Linked DNA regions of Homo sapiens: region 2 is linked to region 1. Evidence: read pairs that join two places in POLR2A ChIA-PET (ENCODE). Cell type or tissue: MCF 10A. All regions are shown on one strand. Links, peaks and the distances in the headings refer to the core of each region. The heading gives the core; the rest is flanking DNA. Region 1 overlaps CPNE8 (copine 8). Region 2 overlaps CPNE8 (copine 8).

What was found. ChIA-PET counts read pairs that join two places held together with the same protein. Peaks named below come from ENCODE experiments on the same cell type or tissue, not always from the same donor. Only the 100,000 strongest peaks of a DNase experiment are listed, where the experiment ranks them.
Region 2: POLR2A ChIA-PET joins it to region 1 with 5 read pairs; 3 of 35 experiments call an interaction of 5 or more read pairs at or near these places.

What each region holds. Positions count from the first base shown.
Region 1 is chr12:38,758,337-38,766,183 of GRCh38, reverse strand. It overlaps CPNE8 (copine 8), which reads left to right. Exons shown (of 20, transcript NM_153634.3): 9 at 3,968-4,072; 10 at 5,296-5,337. Among named protein-coding and RNA genes, the nearest start is that of CPNE8, 140 kb to the left of the region's middle. In MCF 10A, for the core only: no CTCF peak of the experiment used is centred there; a DNase peak (open chromatin) is centred at 4,343.
Region 2 is chr12:38,815,832-38,823,678 of GRCh38, reverse strand. The region is part of intron 6 of CPNE8 (copine 8); the gene reads left to right. Among named protein-coding and RNA genes, the nearest start is that of CPNE8, 86 kb to the left of the region's middle. In MCF 10A, for the core only: no CTCF peak of the experiment used is centred there; no DNase peak of the experiment used is centred there.

The DNA of each region.
Region 1 (7,847 bases), core at 1,278-6,277:
ATTATGCTTGTAAAAATGATGTTCACGGCCAGGCGCGGTGGCTCACGCCTGTAATCCCAGCACTGTAGGAGGCCGAGGCAGGCGGATCACGAGGTCAAGAGATCGAGACCATCCTGGTCAACATGGTGAAACCCTGTCTCTACTAAAAATACAAAAAATTAGCTGGGCGTGGTGGCAGGTGCCAGTAATGCCAGCTACTTGGGAGGCTGAGGCAGGAGAATTGCTTGAACCTGGGAGGCGGAGGTTGCAGTGAGCCAAGATCGTGCCATTGCACTCTAGCCTGGGCAAAAAGAGTGAAACTCCATCTTAAAAAAAAAAAATAAAAAAAGATGTTCACTCATTAAATAAAATCTAAATATTAAGAAAAATACAACTAATCCAAAAATGTCAACTAATTTGAAAAAACTATTTTTAAAAGTTGGTGAATCTCATTTCAGAAAACTTTTCATTTATATTTACACACAGAAACCTAGTTTGCCAGCTCGATCCAGATATTTTATGTATGTGTACGCACACATAGGCTTTGTTGTATTTTGAGTGTATACAGATGCTTTTACGCCTCACTTTTTGTCTCCATTTTTAACTGCAAAGATTCTAGCTTTATTTTAAATATTTTTTTAATATGGGACTATTTCAAAAATTGCCTAATACCTAGTGTATTTGTGGCTTATTTCGTAAGAAAGACAAAAACTTAATTTCTACTGGAAGTATTAATTAAAAGCCTTCATACTTATGATCTTATACTCATGTTCTTGCTTTGACATTTATTTAGTAGCGTGATATTTATATATGATTGGGTAATAATTTTCCTTTGGAATAGCTATTTTTGGTAAATGGCCTCACTTAAAGTATCTTAATACCAGTTATTCAATAAAAATATATTTTTATAATACTATTTGTAACACACACATTATATTTATATAGAAATATTTCTGAATGTTAGGCAAAGCTACATTGGACTCCTGGCAGAATTTTTATGAGTTACACCAGCACTGGAATTCTTACCAGTGAGGTTTTCCTATATATATGATATCTAATACATTAGAAATGAGAATGATTAATAGGCAATAAATGACTGCCTGCCTCATAAATATCTCAGTAAGAAGGACATGCCTTCCCTCAGAGGAAATGTTTCAAGTGTCAAAAGTATTTAATTACTGCAGCTGGTGACACTAGGAATATAAGAGAAATTTTGATTTAACCATAAGCAAAGAGGCCAAAAAGTCAGTAGACAGTTGAACATGTTGGTCTGAAGATGGTCAGTTGGTCTCTCAGTCTAGTCTCTCTCTCTGTCTCTCTTTTTCTCTCTCTCTCTCTCTCTTCCTGTCATCTATCTAGATATCATCTATTTAGCTATCTGTATCTATCACCATACCAAAGACTTGCTATATATTAGAATATGATACAAGAGAAGAAATTCCCTTTGCAGATCTTTAAGAATGTATTTTATTTTTATGAATGTATCTTAATGAATATATTGTTTCTGAAACAAACCAACATACAGCTCTGCCTTCCCTCTGTAATTTGTTTTCTATGACTTTTTCTTTTTTTTTTTTTTTTTTTTTTTGAGACGGAGTCTCGCTCTGTCGCCCAGGCTGGAGTGCAGTGGCGGGATCTCGGCTCACTGCAAGCTCCGCCTCCCGGGTTCACGCCATTCTCCTGCCTCAGCCTCCCAAGTAGCTGGGACTACAGGCGCCCGCCACTACGCCCGGCTAATTTTTTGTATTTTTAGTAGAGACGGGGTTTCACCGTTTTAGCCGGGATGGTCTCGATCTCCTGACCTCGTGATCCGCCCGCCTCGGCCTCCCAAAGTGCTGGGATTACAGGCGTGAGCTACTGCGCCCGGCCTATGACTTTTTCTTAAAAATTTTTTGGTACCTTTGCCTTTTCTCTGTGTTCTGAGCCCCTACAGCCCTCCCCTAACTTGCCCTATCCACTTTGATTTTCTTCTTCTGCTTTAGACATCTTCATTACCCTTCAAGAGTCTTCTCTGTCTGCCCCTCTGTCTTACTTGTAATGCCTTTTCCCCCATTGACTCCTAAATTGCTTCAGGTGAGTCAGCTCTGAGAACATTTGACCATAGATACATTTTCCTGGGCTCTGTCAATTTAATGACACGAGTTTCCTTAGATGAGTGAGGATACTGCCTGGAAGGAGAAGGCACGGATGCCGTTAAGTCTTGTAATAAAAACTTGATCCTTTCATAAAGTATTATGTTTCTATCTTATCTCTTAATAGAAACAAATCCCTCTTATTTGAGAGTAGGAAAATGAACTTGAGGACTTATCAAAGGGGGGATATTTCATCATGGGGGTTAGGGGCAGTATATTCACTATGGTATTTATTAATATTTTCATGTGTCATTACTGTTAGATAATTGCATTTGAAACACTTTATGACTAAGGTCTTGATGAAGTTTTATGTATTGTTTCAGTGAAGATCACTTTGAATGCTTCTAGCTCAGAAACTGCTGCATAAATTCACATGAAGGAAGAACATTTCCAGGAGCTGATTGATGTCTTAAGATTGAATAGTTTTGTGGAAATGACACTGGAATTTGAATCAGAAAACCGAGCTTAAGGCTTCATGAATTCTGCCCCATATTGTGAATTGCTGTCTTTCTTCCCTTAGGAATTCTTTAGATATATAGAACCAATAGTTTAGATAAAGAAAGAACCCACACACTAAATGGTCTTTCTATAGATTCATGACGTGATGTTAAACTTAAATGGGCCCTTGGGGCTCCCGAGGAATTCTACTCCTTTTTTCCTAATCTATGAACATTTTCTTTATCCCAGACACTTTATCACTTATGTCTCATCCTCCTTCTTTGCTCATTGTCATGCATCCTCTTTCATAAGAAAATGGTGGCAATTGGAGAGCTTCCTCATGATCCCACCACATCAACCCATTTACTCTGCCTTCCTGAATGTTCTTGCAGAATGACTGTCTGGCCTCTCAAGGGCAGCTCCTCCACTGATGCTCAGGATCCCATCTACTCTCACCTGCTTAAAAGACATTGCTCCCGGCTGGGCACAGTGGCTCACGCCTGTAATCCCAGCACTTTGAGAGGGCGGGGCAGGTGGATCATGAGGTCAGGAGTTCAAGACGAGCTGGGCCAAGATGGTGCAACATCGTCTCTACTAAAAATACAAAAATTAGTTGGGTGCAGTGGCAGGCGCCTGTAATCCCAGCTACTCGGAAAGCTGAGGCAGGAGGATTGCATGAACCCGGGCGGCAGAGGTTGCAGTGAGCCAAGATCACGCCGCTGCACTCCAGCCTGGGCGACAGAGACTCCGTCTCAAAAACAAATAAACAAACAAAACAAAAACATTGCTCCCACCTTTCTCTCATGCATCAGAAGTGGCTTCCTTTCTGCCAGATCTTTTCCTTTACCAGACAACCTTGCTGTTATTTCTTCCATCTTGAAAACAAAAATTAAAAGTAAAAACAAGAACACCAAAAACCTTTCCTGTGATTAATCCTTTCTTTTCCCTTAAATTAGCCTAACTTTTTTCTTTTTCTTCACAGCTAGACTAAAAGTTCACACACTGTGCCTCAGTTTCTCTTCTCTTTCTTAAACCCACTGTAAAACCAGGTTTTTCTTCTCAACACTCCAACAAAGCTGTTCTTCTCAAAGTTGCTGGTGATCCTCATATTCTTAGGGACCTATGGATATTTTTCACTCCATCAGCATGTCACCACAATTTTTACAGAGATTGTTTACAAAACAACTTTAGGATTTATTGAATTTTCAGATTGTTTTTGGTAAATTTATTGCAAAGTAGGTTATGGTGAGGTGATCTTTCAGGTTTTAAAATCACGTATCTCTTTCCATGAAGTGATGTAGCAGCAACAGCGGAACTGACTATTCTGAACAAAAAGTAAGCAGAGGAATGGCTACTAAAACAATAGATCAATTAAAATAGTCAAAGCATGCAAATAACTGAAAACTCTTTCTTTATAGTTTTACAATTTGTCACAAGACAGAAGTTGTCAAAAACACTCTAAATCCAGTATGGCAAGCATTCAAGATCTCAGTCAGAGCATTATGTAATGGAGACTATGACAGGTAAGAAGGATAGTTTATTCAAAAATCTTCAAATAACTTTTAAAAAAATCTACAGTGATTTGAGGAAGTGGGATAAGTTGGCTAATTAAAATTTGGTTAAACTTATTTTCCAAAAATGAAAATATTTAAATGCTAAAATACGTTGCATATTTGCTTTAAATTTTAATTTATTATTCAAAAGTTATTTCAGAATCTTCATTGCCCTAAGCCTTTTCTATGGTACAGTCCTTCTAGAGTGGAACAAGTAGAAACACGAAAGTTGCAACACTATGCTTAGACATATTGTCAACCCTGAAATACTCTTGAAAATGTTATTTGGCATAACTCATGGTTGCTGATTCACAAAAGTTCCATAGTTATAGCACAGGAGATTTTAATGTTTCACAATTAGCTGGGTAAGGTGGTCCTGAGGATTTTCCCACAATATACCTGAAGATTTCTTAATATCAAAGTTTTTTTCTTATGAAACTTTATTGTATGATTATAATATAAAAACCCCATCCATCCCAAAAGAAAAGCAAATGAAAAGTAAAAATCTCAATCTTCATTTTGTTACATATGATAGAAAAATAGTTTAATTAACCCATATCATAGAACTATTATTAAGTTTTCTTTGAAATTTATCATGCCACTTGACTATCATTCTTTTCATTTAATAAGATCATATCTTTATTTTGCTGGACTCATTTTTTCCTAAGAAAGTTCTTAGAAAAGTTCCTAAGAAAGTCATAATGTTCTTCCTGATTAGCAGCATCAGTCAGCATCACCTGGTGATCTCATAGAAATTCAAATTATGTGGCCCCAATCCAGACCTGCTTAATCAGAAACTCCAGGAGAGAGGTCCAATAATCCATGTTTTGACAAGTGCTCCATATGATTCTGATCTTTGCTGAGTTTGAGAAACACTGCTCCAAGACAGTAATTTTCAAGAGCGGAGAAGTGGGTGCATACCATCCCTTTGAGGAGCTCTGTCAAACTGCACATGCTTCCCCTGTAGACTCTCCTTACTCTCTTTAAGGAATCAATGAAGATTTTAGAAGCCTCTTTTAAGATGCGAATTGGATTATAGTAATGAAATTAGCAAAATTAACTTCAAATTCATATGTAAAATCTGCAAGCATACATTGTTTTATCTAAGAAAAACAACTTATTTTTAAATTCTCAACCATACATTATTTTGATCTTACTAAGTAACTTTATGTGTATGTTTTTCTCATGTACAGAACAATCAAAGTAGAGGTGTATGACTGGGACCGAGATGGAAGGTAAGACAGTTCTTATCTTCTTACTCTTGAACTGGGTGTACTTTAAGAGGCACATACATTGAAATGACCACATTTTTAAATTGTAATTTTTAGATGGCATATTTGTTTTGTTTTTCCAAATGTTACTGATGCATTTACATGAAATTTTAAAATGAGCATATTTTCTCCAACCTCGAGATGAAAATAGAGGTTTTTCTTATTTCCAGTAACTTAGTAAAGATTTTCAACTTGAATCTGATGATTATAGATGTCTAGTTTTATAGCTGTAGTGAGTATCAAATTTCTGCATTTCAAAATTTCTCTGAACATTTTTATGACATTGATATCCCATACTTTTCAAGGGAACACAAGTAAGCTTTGCATTCACCAGCCAACTCTGCCTATATACACACACATATATATATATATATACACACCATACAACAAAACTCGAGAATTGTGTCTGGTCATTGCCAGACCAAATAGTTGTTCAGAGCTCTGCAATCACTGTAGTCCTCTGCATATCAAAGTAGATATTAAAGACTAAAAGAGAGGAAACTCATTTTTTTCTTTTTTAAGCATATTTTGTTTCTACTGTCATCTTCGTAGGATGATGATGAGATGTTTGTAAAATGATCTTAAGCCAAGGACCCAGAAATGCTCAAATCCCATTTTGCCCTAGACTGCTGCCTCTCTAGGTGCTCCCTGAAAGGGCTGAATATGTGGGTATCAAAGGAGAATGATAAATGGGAAAGCAAAGGTTACTTTTAATTTTTCAGTCGATGTGTGTCCTAAACTCAAATCCATAGCTCACTGATAAATGGAGCTGAAACATGAGGTTAAAGCTAAATAATGCTTTTCTCTCTGCATTGTGTACAAGCCAGAAACCAACCCCCAAAGGGATGAAAGTGCCTGGATACCTGAACACTCCTGTGAATACAGGAACAAGTTCAAGAAGGCTGGCCTGTGCTGAGGGGGCACCCTCTTCTCTTCCCTTCTGCTGCATTGGCAGAAAGTTGCTCAGTTGCAGAGCCACATGCCAGCATGTGTATGACACTTGCCCATATGCTTACTCACACACACTGTGCAATAAGTGTCCTGGAATTTGATGCAAATAGTATTTTTTTTTTCTTTCAAGAAGTGATAAGAAAAGATGGGGAGGGAAGTGGAGATTATTATTCTACACTTTAGCTGCTACCAAATAAGTATATAAGACTCAAATATTTCAGTCTTTAAGTTGTATCACAAACATTATTATGAAAAAGAGTTATAACACTGATTTGAAGTTTGCTCTTAGAGATAACTTCATAATAATCCATGCTATGCTACTGATCTTTACGTTTCTGCCAGGTATTCATTTGGTTAATGTATTATTTAGTTCTATGTGCATTCTGGAGAAATCTTATCAGAAAACTTTCTATTTTTCCATAGGGATTTATGCTCCATTGCTTTATTAAACTTGATTCACTGAGATAATGAGTTTTGCTGCTCAGAATAATAGAAAAGGAAATAATGCCAATCTGAGTAAAGGACTTTATGCCCTGTATTATATACCCTATTTTATATTTTAATTGTGAATAGGCAAAAGTGGTGGCTTTTCCCTAGTAATTTTTAACCCATTTCCCATTTAGAAACAAAAAGTGCAGCTCACTGCCAGAGCTCCTTTAATTTTGCAAAACACGATACTTGAGGCTGAAGCAAATCTGACTGATTTTCAGTGTGAAAATATAAAAACTGTTTTTGGAGTTATTTCTAAATAGAACTTGTCTCTAATCCTAATGTAACAGAAATGTATGTGATATTACATTAGAATTAGAGACAAGAGTATTTTTGGGCACATGAGAAATGGTTTAAAAGTTTGGGAAATGGTTTTAATTTAACCACTAATAAACAAGGGGTATAAATTTAGGTTTCATCCACATCCATAGACGTTCAATCCTAAATTTGCTGAAATTATAGATATTGTATTGTCTTCCTTCAAATGATGAGTTTCTGTGACTCTCCTATTGTCTCCAATCTATTTCTGAGCCACAAGAATTTTGAATAGCTTTGAAGATCAGAATTACCTTGGAATTTAATTATCTTTTTTCCTGACTTGAGCATTTTGAGCATTCCTATTCAGGATATGATTTATTGAAAGTTTCTAACATACCAGGTATTCTCTAAGCATTTTTAATGTTATTCCTTATTTAATTTTCACAATAAATGATAGGTACTACATTAGTTACCTTTCACAGATAAAGAAACTGAGGCAAAGAAGTAACTTGCCTAAAGTCGCAAAACTAATCAATGGTGGAACCAGGGCTTGAACCCTGGCAGTTCACTTCCAATAGTATATTCATAACTATTGCACTGTCTTTTTTATAGCATTGTAATCGTAATTCCTGGCATTAAGTGAAAGGCTTCAACCTGGACATTGGACTTATTCTGTGATACTTTAATGTGATAGTTATGAAGACTATAAGGAAAATTTAAGAAACAATCTAACATAATTTTTTTATTATCTGAAATTGTATATTGTCTGGAAAAAT
Region 2 (7,847 bases), core at 1,561-6,560, 57 kb before region 1:
TCAGCCAGGCATGAGTGGTTCCATATAAAAGGATCAGGGAAAAAGGCAGGCACTGGTAATAATTAGAAACTAGATTCTTACTCCAGGGAGAAGCAGGATACAATGGGAAGAAGCAGTACCAGCAGTAATGGTACCAGCAGCTGTTTTGACTAAAGGACGTTTAGGAGGGCAAAGGCTATGTTTTTTGTAGGCTGGCAAAAGCACTTTGTGATCTAGGCAGTTGGTAGTGGGTGGAGAATTAAGGGAAGGTTCGTAGATGGATGATTGTGTCCTAACAGGTGAAGAGGACAGGGACAGGGACTCAGAGGCAAGTGATAATTGAAAAACCAGCTTGTAATTGTCTGATAGATGTGGGGATCTCAATTGTGACTTAGGGTTCAAGGACAGAGACAGACAGGTGCTGAAGTACAACAAGATGAAAGCAGGGAGAGGAACAGAGCAGAAAGGAAGCTTCAGAATAAGGAAGAAGACTAAAATAGAAGAATAGTGTTTGAGGGGACTTGAGGCAGAGACTTACAGGGTTGGCTTGAAGATTTGACACAGATGTGGACTTATCCTGAAAGTTAGGCTTTGACTGTGAATGCACTTAGAGATCAAATGTCTGTGAGAAGGAAGAGGAGGAAGAGGGATAGGAGAATGCATAGTCATAAAAGTGGGAAACATACAAACTCACCATAAAACAGGGCATGTTTTTAGCATGCAGCTTTTTGCCTGTAAAAATGTAATCAACTTTGGGGGAAATTTTGAGGCTCAAAGTAATCTTTATTAATTAAATTGATATTGTTATGCTCTCTAATTTACTTCAGTGGGAAGAATATTGGGCTGGACTCAGAAGATGGTGTTTTTAGTCCTATCTCTGCTACTAACTTGCTATTGCAATATTAGGCCGTTTTTACATCTATACTTTTTTTTATGTCTATGGGTCACATTTGTAATAAGAATTTGCTGTAGAGCTAAATAAACAGCCACTGTAATGAAGTTGATAGTACATGAGCTTTGGGAGCAGTCAGACCTGGGTGTTACAATTGATTAGGTATGTAATTTGAGCAAAGTGCATCAAATTCCTGAGACCCAGCTTCCTCATCTGAAATATCTGAATAACACTCATTTAAGAGTATTATTGTAAGTAACATCAATACTTTATACAACTGATTTGTGATGGAGCACATTAGAATTTAATAAACACTCATTGTTTTTATTAAAAATAGCCAGTATCTTTCCTTCCTTCCTTCATGTTTATTTTTCTTAGAGACGTGTTTAGCTAGGAATTCAGCAAGTTTAAGGAAAGGACCGTGTTAAACCAAACTTGATTACACTTATGTAAAGTGGTAAGTATTATCCAAATATAAATATTAAAAACTATTTGTCTGTTTTCAGTATGTAGCTGAACTATCAAATAGGGGAACTGAGTTAGATTTCTTCTTTTCATTAGTTTGGGTTTTATAAGATAGTTTTGGAAATATCCCAAATTTCCCATGTTAACATGTAATTACAAAAAATAATCCAGGGTTCAGTGTCAATTAAGAATAAAATATTTTTTTATTTGCAAAGACTACACAGATGTGTATACATGTTTGTAATCTTCACATGACTCAACACATTAAAAATAAAACCACTGATTGCCTTTCAGATAGATATTAGATACTTCACCAGCCTAGAGTAGAGCTTTAATCTACTTCTGGGAAAGCCTCTCGAAAAATGGTATATTCTTTTTAAAGGCCAAAGATAGAAGGAATTTTAGTACATTTACTCATGTTATTATACACAAGCTTCTGAGGTTTACATATAATCGAAGTTTAATCAAAATGTTGAGTTGAACCACTTTCTTGCATTCATTTTCGAATGTGAGTGAGCTCATTCTCTGGAATGATCTCCAGGGAGGTAAATTGCTTACTCTAAATAGGCAGATTATGTGTATCTGCAGATTCCCATGATTCTCTGCTCTACTCAGATATTCCAGTAGTGACAACTAAAGTCATACAGATGAAGAACTCTTCTGGATGGAAAGGATTGTAAAGGATATGACCAGTCATGAGAGATATAGGTAAAATGAATGAGTTTTTTACAAAATAGCCTTTAATGTCATTGTCAGAGACAAGCCTCAGAATGATTGGTTGGTTGTTCTGACTTGGTGTGACATGTGTCTTGTTCCTATGAGACTTGTGTGCAAATAAGCCCTTTGGGCATCCCAGTTTAGGAAAGAAAAACAAAAGGAAAAATTATTTTACGAATGGTAACTTTATAGAGCAAATAATTTACTGACAGATTCTGGTAGATAGAATCTGAGTATAATAGAGGTTTTAGGGATTGTGTTTTTTAAAAATAATATATTCAACAAATCTTTACTAGGAATTGATTATGGATCAGAAACTGTTAGGTACTAAGTATACAATGATGAATATGCAAAGTTGTTCCTGTCTTTATTGGTTTTTACCATTTATTCATTAAATGAATAATCATGCAACTAAGTATAATTGCATATTGATACAGGCCCTATGAAAATTAGAATATTAGCTTAACCTACAATATGTAGGTCATTTTTAGTATTTTAAACTTTATCATAAATGCAATGGGAAAATTTACGATTTTTTTCAAAGAGGATCATTGACTTCTGTGTAGAGGATGGTTGTATGTGGTTAACAGATAGTTGTTTGGGTTAGGAAGATGAGGAAAAATGGACAGATGAAAAATATGTTCTGAAGGTTGATTTCACAAGGATTGGTGAAAGGTTGATGGTCTAGGTTGAAGAAGATTTCAAGGACCTTCAGGTTTCTTTCATGAGACAGTGGATGTAAGGAGGATGTATGCTAACAAAAGGAAGATCATCCATTTTTGAGGTTGCCATACAGATTGGTGAGCTTTAGTAGTAGATGGGACATTCTGTCCATGTGTTTTAGGTGCCAGTATTCACCCAGAGTTTCAACATTTGCAAGATATTTTTGTTTATATTTGCCTAACCTCATTGGGTTGGATTGAAAACCTGTTGGAAACATTATAACTGAAGGAAACAAGTGATAAGACATGATCTATATTATTTTGGAGGGTGAGTTCTAATAGTATTACCTTTATAGATTCAGCGAACATTCTCAGTTTCACTCAAATAAAGCTAATAAACAGGTTAGTTTTATTTGATACTTCACCAGCCTATAAAACTAATAAAGCTTGTTTATTAGTTTTATTTGGGTGACACTAAGAATGTTCTTAGTTTTCTAAATAAAACTAATTTATTCAGATGAGTTTCTATTTTTCTTTTCTTTCTTTCTTTTTTTTTTCTGAGATGAAGTCTCACTGTGTTGCCCAGGCTGGAGTAGAGTGGCACAATCTCGGCTCACTGCAACTTCTGCCTCCCGGGTTCAAGCAATTCTCCTGCCTCAGCCTCCTGAGTAGCCAGGATTATAGGTGCACATCACCACGCCCGGCTAATTTTTGTATTTTTAGTAGAGATGGGGTTTCACCATGTTGGCGAGGCTGATCTTGAACTCCTGATCTTGTGATCCCCCCATCTTCGCCTCCCAAAGTGCTGGGATTACAGGAGTGAGCCACCACGCCCTGCCAATTCAGTTTAGTTTCCAAATGGTTGCTTTTTGTATAGGAAGTGTTTAGAAGTTATATTGTGATAAAATCTTTCAGAGAAACTACAGTTTCCTCTACAGTGAAATTTATTGCTCCTTTCTTCTTTTTTTTCCTCTTGTGTATGGCATAGTTTGATGATTCTAGGATTCAAAATGCAGGCTAAGAATATTAGTTCTGTAGTTAAACAAACTAATAGGTGAGGAAAGACCTTTATGGACCAACCTTGGAACATAAGCATCACACTTATCTTGGTCTGAGTTATAACGCACTGATAAAATGAGTGTTTGGAAGGAACATTTGGGAATTATCTCTGCTCTTTTTTTTTTTTTTTTTTTTTTTGAGACGGAGTCTTGCTCTGTCACCCAGGCTAGAGTGCAGTGGTGTGATCTTGGCTCACTGCAAGGTCCGCCTCCCGGGTTCACACCATTCTCCTGCGTCAGCCTCCCGAGTAGCTGGGACTACAGGCGCCCGCCATCACGCCCGGCTAATTTTTTGTATTTTTAGTAGAGACAGGGTTTCACCATGTTAGCCAGGATGGTCTCGATCTCCTGACCTTGTGATCCGCCTGCCTCGGCCTCCCAAAGTGCTGCAATTACAGACGTGAGCCACCGCGCCCGGCCCTATCTCTGCTGTTATACTTATTCTCAGGTGGATGTTAGTTATCAAAGCAAATAAAAGGGAGCTGTGAATTGTTATTTTAAGTAATACCAGTGGCTAACTTGATTGCATTATAATAAGTCAGTTATGGCTAGCCATATGCAGAAAACTGAAACTGGATCCCTTCCTTATGCCTTATACAAAAATTAACTCAAGATGGATTAAAGACTTAAATGTAAAACCTAAAACCATAAAAACCCTAGAATAAAACCTAGACAATACGATTCAGGACATAGGCATGGGCAAAGACTTCATGACTAAAACACCAAAAGCAATTGCAACAAATGTCAAAATTGACAAATGGGATCTAATTAAATTAAAGAGCTTCTGCACAGCAAAATAAACTATCATTAGGGTGTACAGGCAACCCACAGAATGGGAAAAATTTTTTGAAATGTATCAATCTGACAAAGATCTGAAATCCAGAATCTTTAAGGAATTTAAACAAATTTACAAGAAAAAATCAAACAACCCTATCAAAAAGTGGGCAAAGTATGTGAACAGACACTTCTCAAAAGAAGACACTTATGCGGCCAACAAACATATGAAAAAAAGCTCATCAACACTGGTCATTAGAGAAATGCAAATCAAAACCACAGTGAGATACCATCTCATGCCAGTTAGAATGGCAATCATTAAAAAGTCAGGAAACAACAGATGTTGGAGAGAATGTGGAGAAATAGGAATGCTTTTACACTGTTGGTGGGAGTGTAAATTAGTTCAACCATTGTGGAAGACAGTGTGGGGATTCCTAAAAGATCTAGAACCAGGAATACCATTTGACCCAGCAATCCCATTACTGAATATATACCCAAAGGATTATAAATCATTCTACTATAAAGACACATGCACACATATGTTTATTGCAGCACTGTTCACAATAGCCAAGACCTGGAACCAACCGAAATGCCCATCAATGATAGACTGGTTAAAGAAGATATGGCACATATACACCATAGAATACTGTGCAGACATAAAAAAGGATGAGTTTATGTCCTTTGCAGGGACATGGATGAAGCTGGAAACCATTCTCAGCAAAGTAACACAGGAACAGAAAACCGAACACTACATGTTCTCATTCATAAGAGGGAGTTGAACAATGAGAACACGTGGACACAGGGAGGGGAACATCACACACCAGCACCTGTCATGGGGTGGGGGACCAGGGGAGGGAGAGCATTAGGAAAAACACCTAATGCATGTGGGGCTTAAAACCTAGATGATGGTTGATGGGTGGCAGCAAACCACCGTGTAACAAACCTGCACTTTCTGCACATGCATCCCAGAACTGAAAGTATAATTAAAAAAAAAATCAGTTACTATTCTACTGGCTTTGCATCTATTGACTCCTCTAACCTTCATAGCACTATTACGAGCTAGACAAGTACTGTTATTATACCCATTTCATCAGAGGGAGAAACTGAGACAAGATTCTGAAAAAACTAAGTTCAAATACAGGGTGTTTGGCTTTCATGCCTGCATGCTTAACCACAGCATTATATTGCCTTCAAAAAAATGAATAAATTGGCCAGGCGCAGTGGCTCACGCCCGTAATCCCAGCACTTTGGGAGGCCAAGGCAGGAGGATCACGAGGTCAGGAGATCGAGACCATCCTGGCTAACACAGTGAAACCCTGTCTCTACTAAAAATACGAAAAATTAGCCGGGCGTAGCGGTGGGTGCCTGTAGTCCCAGCTACTCGGGAGGCTGAGGCAGGAGAATGGCATGAACCCAGGAGGCGGAGCTTGCAGTGAGCTGAGATCGAACCACTGCACTCCAGCCTGGGAGACAGAGCGAGACTTTGTCTCTCACAAAAAAAAAAAAAAAAAAAAAAAGAATAAATTAATGTGTAACTTTAAACGAAATTTAAAAATTTGGTATCACTTTAGTAATACAGAATCATTTACTGAAGAGTCAAGAATATCTCTAGATGCAAGAAGAGCTCCCAGGGAACACCCATTCTGATTTAGGTCATTTCAAGGATGAGGTTCCTTCCTGGTGTCTGTTACCCATGCAACTCTTCCTCAAGCACAGTCCAGTGGCCCACCTTTATCTGAGATAAACAGGGCTCAACTATTTTCCAGAACAGAGCCAAGACAGTCTAAATATAGGAAGGCAATTGGAAGGATTAAAAAATAAATTCATTTTTAGTTTTGGAAATAAGTACTTCTGTTTTTTTCCCCTTATTTGGAAAATCATTGTTTTGAATTGACAATGTGGTAACAAGAAAACTTCACAGTGTTGTCATCGTACCTGGTCATTTTTTCTATTTGATAATTCAGGATGATTTGCCCAGTCTCTAACTCTACAGAGTTTTCTAGGGCTTTCTATCCTTTCAAAAGTTCCTGTTTAATTGGCTCACATATTCCCTGGAGAAAGGGAAGGGGAGAGATTAGACATACTGTTAGTGTTTGTATTCATTCATTCGTTTATTTAAAAAGCTTTTGAGTATTTAGCCTTGATTGGGCTGTGGCATCATTTTAGGTCCAGGTAGACTCAGTGCATCAGGCTGCCCTGAGAACAAATGCCAGTAAGTAAAAATTTCCAATAATCTTGACATTTCACTGTTTTCTTTGATAACAACAATAGTGATTGGACCCTCCCAGTAATTGTGGAGATAGATCAACTGGCTCTCAATTCTTTCACAGTTTGAGGTAACTCTGATGAAAGATTCTAAACATGGACAGCAGTTTAGTAAGTGGACATTCACAAATACAGCTACATTCCAGTATATATTTTTAATCATTAGCAGGAATTTATTTCAATTTTTAAAATAAATATACAATTTCTGGCTAACTGTGAATTGTTAGTTTTTCTGGTATTAGAGTGATGGTTCTTTCTCCCCTTTCTTTCATACTATTTTTGTTTGTTTTAAATTACCAATTTTTCTTTCTTAAGCAGGTCTGCTAAACAACAACAAAACAAAGAACCTTCAATAGTTGCTCCTGTTAGGTTTTTATTAATTCTCCTGTATACTATGACACAGGGAGTCCACAGCATGCTGGATCAAAGAACCTGAACAAACTTCTAAAACTCAATCAAGAGGCTGAATACCTTCCCCCATTTCTTTCTTTATAGAACAATTGTAAAGAGACTTCAAAAGAAAACATTATATTCTTTGTATTGTAGAGACCTGTTGTGCCTTGTAAATAGTAAGAGTTCAATAAATGTTTATTGCACTGAATTTTCCAGGATAATAGTCACATTTATATGTTTCCTCTTTTTCTCTTGATTATTTTAAGTATCTCTCCTGCACATTATAACTTTGCACTTGTTTCCCAAGACTTAGGAATTTTAAAATTCAGACTTTAAAAATACAGAATTTTAAAATTATAATAGCCTTGCTACATGTGTACCTTACCACATTATAAATGCAAACTATGATTTTAGTAATATTAGAAACCTCATATTTCTGTAGATGGATAGATAGATAGACCTAAGTTATCAGAGCACAACAATTTCTTGAAACATTTTTGACATATGTGGTATGTAAGAGCTAGGAATATGCTACTCTATTCAATAATTGTTTATTTTTAAAAACAAAATCTGAATCTCCAGAGGTTGAGCAGTTTACTTTGTTTTTGTTACTGAAAAATCTATGTATTACATAATTTATTG